Linked DNA regions of Mus musculus: region 1 is linked to region 2. A link is a contact called in ENCODE Hi-C or POLR2A ChIA-PET data. All regions are on one chromosome and are shown on one strand. Each heading gives the region's core, a stretch centred on a gene start or an enhancer-like site at or near the end of the contact. The rest is flanking DNA. Distances are from core to core; before and after follow the strand shown.

Region 1 (3,916 bases), core at 178-2,677, 86 kb after region 2:
ATCCACCAGGGAGGCCCTGCTTGGACCAACCATCAGGAAAATTTTTTTCTTTCCTAACAACCAAATACGTGAACAGAAGAAAGGAAAATACAATTCACAGTAACTATCTGGAAGTAAAGTTGGAACCAACTATTTTGAGCACTTTCCATAGTAATATAAATAAATCCACATGAAAGTGTCCAGGAAATAAAACATACACTTCATATAAGGCACACATTCACAAGATTCTGAGGCAATAAGAAAATCACATTTTACTGCAACCTAGCACAGAAGCCCTAAGAATATAGACCGTTTTAAAGACTGGTTCTTTCATGTATTTGATGCCTAGCTTAGAACACATCTGCTGACCTTAGCCCTCAGTTTCCCCGTGTGGGTTACGGACCTGGCAGGTTTGTGGATTCTGGGCTCCATCCACTGGGCTGGCAGGATCAGCGGGAACAGGGGAGGTGTGTCGCTCACCGCTGTGTTTCAAGCACCTAGTGCAGAAAGGAAAGGGCGTTTAGAATGTGCTTGGTTAATTAAACAAAAAACAAAAATCAAAAAAACGGTCGACTGACTTAGGTGTTCAGTAAAAAAGATAATGGCTCCAGGCCCATACCCTCCTATTTTCTTTGCCTTTGCCTTGCTAAACGGGTGAACCTTTGCTCTGTTCCAAAGGCTCTCTAGCTGAACCTGGGAGAGGCTCCCGCGCTTCCGCAGCAGACCCAGTAAGAACCGGTGCAGGCCCAAGGTCTTGGCAGTCCATGAGCTTAGGGCATCTGCGGTTAGCCATCCTTACCCCCTAGGTCGAATCCTCCACAAGATGGCCGGAACAGGAAGGCAGGGGGCATACTTTCCTGTTCCCCTACTCCCACCCCAGACTGGGTTCCCAATCCTGTGCAGCCTATGTTCTGGGCACACTGCACTGTACTGCTGGCCTGATGAACCCGAAAAGACAAAGGCTTGGGAAGCCGGGTTGAGGGGAGCTGCAGATCTGCAGTCTTGCGGATCTCAGCAGACAGAATAGGGAAGAAGGCCCGACTTCGCCAACAGAGATGCGAGATGCTCTGTGTGGCTGAAGTCCGGCGGACGCCCGGAGCATCCTAGACCTCGGCTCACCCCAGCTGCGCGCTCCTGGGCGAAAGCCGGGCGCTGCAAGGCACGGGGAGTCACGGGGGATCCAGATCCCGGGATTGCTGCTGGCGCAGAGGCGGGGCTCGCCGAGGCCGAGGAGCAACTGAGCAGCAAGAGGCAGGCGGCTCCTTCTTCCAGGGCGCAAGATAAAGCGTGTCTGGTCCGGGCAAGTTGTGACGAGGCGGGTAGCCCAGCGTCGCTCCTTGTCCTCCCAGGCTCCAGGCCGTGGGTGGTTAAGGCTGCCCCACCCCCCTCCCGCCCCCTCCCCTCTACGGTCTTCTGGTGGCCTCTTCTCTCCGCTTACCCGGCTCCTCTGGCAGCTGGGCGGGACCGCCCGCGCCTAGACCGCAGCACTAAAAAAACGCTCCTCCAATCCCGCAGCTGCTGCAGACACGTGATGCTACGCTGAGCTCTGTTGCTGGCTCTGGGTGCTAGCCCCGGGAAGACTTTTTCAAAAAGAACCCAGATTCACTTCTACAGGGTAGTAATTCTCTCTTTCAGCTCGCTGATTCCTCTGAAGGGCAGCTGTGATTTTTCTTCCCAGAAAAGTTGCATTTTAGCTGGAGATGCCTGCAGATAAAAGAGAGCTTCAAGGGTCTAATGCGGATGTGCTCTAGAGCTAAGAAAAGGTGTGAGCGCCTCTTTAACCTGAAGTTGGAACTATGATCCTGCTGGAGAGGAAGGATCCCCGTATGCTCAATAGTGCCTCTCATAAAAACACCCTATCTAAGGGGATGATATTCACTCACGATGAGTGTTGGATTCTGAAACTAACAAGATGACAGAGCAGAAGTCGGCAGGAACTAGGTTTTTAACACACTTGATGGAAGTCCGTATTCTGCCTTGAGAAGGCTAGGCTGATGGGTTCCATGGCAGGCTTCAGATTAGCAGTTAAGGAGACTAGGCCTAAATCTCTGTTTTTAAGAACTGGGCAATTGGTCCAGGCAAGTCCAGGCCTCAGAAGCTGCCCTGACAGCTGGTCTGAGGCAAGGACAATGGGTCAGCAACAATTTCCAGACCTCCCCAGCTCCCACACCCTGGTAATGGAATGCCCATAGAGATGGACCTAACAGATGGAGGTCACCTACCTCAGCATCCCTTAATGTGCTTTAAATCCGGCCTGCGAGCTCACTTGGTTGACTCTCCATCTTGGAAGTGGGAGAGCCCAGCATGGTGGACTTCTGCAGAATAAAACATTCTGCGTTTACATACTATTTGAGTCCAGGGTATCATTCTTTGGCAAATCATGGACCCTTGCAACCTGAAAACTATCTTATAGCTGGTCTTTCAGTTAACTGAGATCTATTTAAATTCAATTCGAAGAATTAGAAGAAATCACAAATGCGGGAGATATTAGCACAAAATAATGTGCTGGTTAGTTTTCATCAACTTGACATTAACTATGGTCACCTAGGAATACAGAACCTAATTAAAGAATTGCCTCCATCAGATTGGCCTGCAGGCATGTCTGTGGGGCATTTCCTGTGTTACTGTTTGATATGGGAGGGCTCAGCTCACTGTGGGTGGTTCCACTTTTGGGCAGGTGATCCTGAATTCATTCTCCCCCTCCTCCTCTCCCCCTCCCCTCCCCCTTCCCCTCCCTTCCCCCTCCCCCTCTCCCATCTGATTGAACTTGAGGAGTAAGCCAGTAAGCAGCACTTCTCAGAGGTCTCTGCTTCAGATTCTGCCTCCAGGTTCCTTCTTAAGTAACTACCCGGGCTTCCCTTCTTGATAGATTGTGTTCTGATAACCAAGCCAATGTAAAGCAAGTGAGCCCTTTCCTTCCCAGGTTGCTTTTGGTCACAGCTGTTGTTATGGTTTATGTATGTTCAGCCCAGGGAGTGGCACTATTAGAAGATGTGGCCCTGTTGGGGTAGGTGTGGCCTTGTTGGAGTAGGTGTGCCACTGTGGGTATGGGCTTTAAGACCCCCATCTAGCTGCCTGGAAGCCAGGATTCTGCTAGCAGCTTTCAGATGAAGATGTAGAATTCTCAGTTCCTCCTGCACCATGCCTTCCTGGATGCTGCCATGTTCCCACCTTGATGATAATGGACTGTACCCCTGAACCTGTAAACCAGCCCCAATTAAGTGTTGTCCTTATAAGAGTTGCCTTGGTCTTGGTGTCTGTTCACAGCAGTAAAACCCTAACTAAGACAGCTGTTATCTCAGCGACAAGAAAGTAACTACATGATACGTAACAGTTACCTCTGAGAATGAAACATTCCAAGCTGCGGGGAAGCTCTTTAAGCAGAAAGGTAGACAACTCAAAAGAACTTCAAGAAGTCCCTGAAACTGACCAGATTCACTAGGCTCCTCCCCACCATAGTAAGCAATAAAAGTTGAGAGTCCTTCTCAGACAGGGTTAAGCTGTGAAGACTCTCAGACAAGACTAGCTGTAAAGAAGATTCTGAGACCAGACCAGCAGCTGGGGAGAAGCAGAAATCAGCAGACTTTCCATGGAAGAAGTTTAGAACAGTCACTTGGAAAGGGCTCTCTCCAATCTGGTGAGTTCTCTGCAGGCTGTGCAGTGTGCCCCTGGTTCCCCACTTTTGTGAGCTGTCTCCCATGCAGGGGTGGCCCTTGGTGGTGCAACAGGGTCATTTCTGCTCCTATAAGTAACTTCAATAAAATTCATTGGTTCACCAAGTTGTATTTTTGGGGTATCATAGGTTGGTCTGCTATGATGTTCTGATAGATTTGTGTTGCATTTCCTCAGAGAAAGCCTTTCACACAACACCAGGACATAGATCGACAATCATTTTTAAATGAAATGTCTAAACAAATGTACTAAAGGATTTCAAAGT
Region 2 (4,173 bases), core at 520-3,019:
TGTGTGTACAGTCGCCTAACTCTAGATTGCTTCTACTCTAACACAGCTCATAGGATGTTCCATGACCTGATCAAGTTCAGACTTTGTATAAGGTAGTTAAAGTTTAATCAGGGTTTTCAAAGGAGGGTTTACTGATCTCTGTGTTTCTGTGTCTCTGTCTCTGTCTCTCTGTCTCTCACACACACATGCAGACACGCACACCCATCACTAAGATTGCTCACATCTCAGGCTCTGTCTCTCTGTCTCTGTCTCTCTCTGCCCCTCTGTCTCTCTGTCTCTGTCAGTCTCTGTCTCTCTCTGTCTGTCTCTGTCTCTGTCTCTCTCTCTCTTACACACACACACACACACACACACACACACACACGTAGAGCTCTGCCCTCACATAGGGAGCAGTGGCTGATAAAAGGGAGGGGTACATAGATTTCCGTCTCTAGTCTCTGCGGTGCCTGTGTCTTTTCATGACTTGTGTGCATTTAGTGAAGGGGATGGCATGACAATAATGCAAATCGTGGAGATGGGAGGACAGACAAAGGGGAGCCATGCTACACTACAGCAATGTGCTTAAACTATCCCTTACTCAGCAGAAATTTATCTCACCAAATCCTATACATAAAAGGTCTGAATTAAGGTAAAACTTAGGAATTAGGGTTTTAAAAAATTCACTCCCCAGAATGGCAGCTCCAAACAGAAAGGTCCCGTGTTTTTTGTTGTTTTGTTGCTGATTTTGGAGTGTTTTATTTTGCTTGCCCGATTCTTCTTTCTGTGGCTGGGTTAAATTCTGAACTCAGGCTTCTGCACCTGGCACTTTCTCCCCACAAAAAAAGCACAGGACGTGAGCCTCTGCTGCACAGACAGGCCTATAGTGACAGCAAGGTATGCATACCACTCGGGCAGAAATTAACAGGACAGCAACCTTGTAACACAGTAGTCACCAAGTGGAGGTGTGACTCCTTGGAGACATTTCACATTTAAGCCACATCCTCTGAAATATAAGAAAAAGGATAAACAGAGCTGACATGCTGGAGAGTGACCCTGATAAATGGGACACAGTGCTGGGTGTGGTGGCACACAGCTGCAGTCCCCACGCTCAGGAGCCTGAGCTTCGTACAGAGCGTCATCCCAGCCACGACTACACAGTCAGACCCTGCCTCTAAAAAATAAGAATTAAATTAAAAAGTACAAAGGTAGGGGCCCAAGAATGGAGCTCCTGGTTGGTGCTTGGCTAGCACAAAATAAAACCAGGCGTGGTGTCTCAACTCAGAAGGAGGAAACAGGAGAATCCGAAGTTCAACTTTATCCTTAGTTATAGAGTGCGTTCGCTGTATAGAGAAGTAGAAGCAGGGGTGAGGATGGGGCTTCATTCTTAAAGGTGGTTGCTTTTCTTACCTGGGAAGATACAATCGCGCCACACCTATGGTCTCAACACCACTATTTCATGTATGTCTGGATTATTTACTTTATGAAACACATGCTTTAGATGCCAGTGACAGTGGGGCAAAGTTTGTCTGGCTGCAGGGGTGGGAGGTAGGTATCAGGGTTTGTCTACTGACATCAACACCACCAGTTTCTTACTCCTATGTGACTCTTGCTCACTTAGAACTGAGGGAGTTAGGCAGTAGTTTTTGAAGGTTTCAAGGCTTGGGAGTTCAGTCTTTCTTACAAGTTATGCTTAATAAAACGTCTTCACAACAATGGGCTTAGGAAGCACCCTGCTGTTGACAAGTGTGTGACCTGGAACACCAGGCACATTGGCCACGTGGCCCAGTGGCCCAGGGCCACAACTGAGAAGTCAGCAGCTGTGCATGCTAAATTGAGCTCTGTCATTAACCTGCTGAGGGACCTTCTAAAAAGTGCTTGATTCCAGCCATGAAAATAAACATAGGTGCCACGGCTAGAGCTAAAGAAAACCGGGCCGTGTGCACAAAGCAAACCAAACTCCCTGCACTCTGTGTCTCCTTTCCTTCTTGTTAGAGAGACAGGGGCTTTGGAGTGACACATCGTAGGCTCCTGTCCTAGTCTTCAAAAGGCCAATATGAGTGAATGGACATCAGTGGGGGGAACAGCCAGTGTGTGTAGGGGCGCAAACTCTATAGCACTGTGAGGTTTCTTCAGGACTCCAACTCTCCTGTCTGCTCATGTGTGGTCATACTATGTCATGTGTGTTCATACACCATCTTATGTACACACACCATTATGTGTGCTTATACTCCTTCATGTGTACTCACACTCTGTCATGTATGCTCACATGCCATCATGTGTGCTCACACACCATCATGTGTGCATACGCCATTATGTGTACTCACCTTCTGTCCTGTGTACTCACACTTGGTCATGTGTGCACACACCACTGTGTGTGCTCACCCTCTGTAATGTGTACTCACACACCATCATGTCTGCTTACATGCTATCATGTGTGCTCACACTCTGTCCTGTCAGTCATGTGTGCTCACACTCCATCATGTGTGCTCACACTCTGTCCTGTCATGTGTGCTCACTCTCTGTCATGTGTGGTCACACTCTGTCATGTGTACTCACACTCTGTCCTGTCATGTGTGGTCACACTCCATCATGTGTTCTCACTCTCTGTCATGTGTTCTCACACTCTGTCCTGTGTACTCATACTCTGTCATGTGTACTCACACTCTGTCCTGTCATGTGTGCTCACACTCTGTCATGTGTGCTCACACTCTGTTATATGTGCTCACACTCTGTCATCTTTTCACCATCTTGGCTCTGCATCAGACTGAGCCTTCTTCCCTCCTCTTCATCTTTCCCTTTTCTCCCCCATTCCATCTTGGTTTTCCTTTTTGTCACTGAAGAGCAGAAGGAAGCCATGCCCTCTCACTGTCTTTATTTCCCCCTCCACAGTTAGGCATGCCAGAGCTCTAAACTCCTAATAACGAGGCAGGGAAAGAGAGAAGATAGATTTCAGGTCCATTAAATCCCAGTCCTGGGAAGGATTGTCTAGATTAAGCTTTGTTTCTGACAATGTTTTTGAGTGGTTAAGTTAATTGATGAGGGGGACCCATCTTCACCGTGGCCAGGACCATTCTCTGAGCTGCATAAAATGGAGATAGCATGCCTCTTCTTCCTTTGGATTTAATATGGTGCTCCTTCTAGTTCCTGCCACTGTGATTCCCTGTTGCTACAGCCTGGAATCATGAGCCAAACAGACCCTTTCTCTGGTAAGTTGCTCTTGCCCTAGCATTTTACCATAGCAGCAAGAGAAGGAACTATGGGAGAACACAGCATGAAGACCTAAGTCAGGTCCCCGTGGCCCACTGAAATCCCAGGTGCCATCACCTGCATATAACCCGGAGCTCAAGATCATGCAGAGACACACAGAGAGCACAGTGGCCAACCACCCCAGCCACATTAATGAGTTCCAGGTTCAATGATAGACCCTTATCTCAAAAAAGAAAAGGTGATCGATTGTGGAAGATGCCTCTGGGATCAACTGCTGTCTGCCACAACACCCACATGAACGTGTCCATAAAACATCCCTGCCCCCCCCCAACACACACCCCCAAAGAGAAAATAATGCTGGCTCATGCTATTTCTACTCATAATGCCAAAGTTCAATGATTTAGAAGTATTACTGCTTCTTTTATATTTCTCATATGTAAAAATGGGACTCATGCTTGTCTCTACAATCATAGTAGTCAGGGCACATGGTAAATGTGATTGTATAGAAAAAGCCACTATTTCATCTATGCAGGGACTATTTACATTAGAATGTACACAATTTAAAAACAGTGTGATTTCAAAACAGTCAAAGGTACGGCTCATCTTCACCACGGTTTTCCTAGAAGCTAAATACTGCACTAGAAGCATGTGGGATGCATTCATTAACCAATACAAGAATCTCGAGGCCAAGGTCACAGTCATAGTCATGGCTATGACAATGAAGGGCCACGGTCATGTTTGTTCAGGAGCAGGCAAAGCAAATATTAGCATGCATAGACTCTGAAACCCATCCTTCAGGAAACACACTCGGTCTGCAGAGTGCTTGCCTAGCATTCGTTTGCAAAGCCTGGCTCAGGCCCTAACACCACCCAGACCAGACAAGCTTGTGTATGCTCACGATCCTAGCATTCGGGGTGGGGAAGCAGGAGGATCCGAGGTGTAAGGTTGTCTTCATCTATAGAGTGGGTTTGAGGCTGGGATGAACTA

What was found. A loop is a pair of places that touch in the nucleus more often than their neighbours do. ChIA-PET counts read pairs that join two places held with the same protein, here RNA polymerase II (POLR2A).
Region 1: a map of T-helper 2 cell shows a loop between it and region 2 (2.3-fold over the local background). The contact joins the promoter of Dzip1 here to the enhancer-like site in region 2. A Hi-C loop is called at or near these places in 8 of 37 maps with a recorded cell type or tissue (CH12.LX, T-helper 2 cell, gastrocnemius and 3 more). POLR2A ChIA-PET finds 5 or more read pairs at or near these places in 1 of 5 experiments (Patski).

What each region holds. Positions count from the first base shown.
Region 1 is chr14:118,924,043-118,927,958 of GRCm38, forward strand. It overlaps Dzip1 (DAZ interacting protein 1), which reads right to left and starts at 1,428. Exons shown (of 22, transcript NM_025943.3): 1 at 1,099-1,428; 2 at 383-476.
Region 2 is chr14:118,837,850-118,842,022 of GRCm38, forward strand. It overlaps a transcript of Cldn10 not described here. Among named protein-coding and RNA genes, the nearest start is that of Cldn10, 15 kb to the right of the region's middle. Within about 2 kb of position 1,770, at least 1 of the 3 ENCODE cell types and tissues checked has a DNase peak (open chromatin) inside an H3K27ac peak, as active enhancers do; it is gastrocnemius, where a contact is called at or near this core.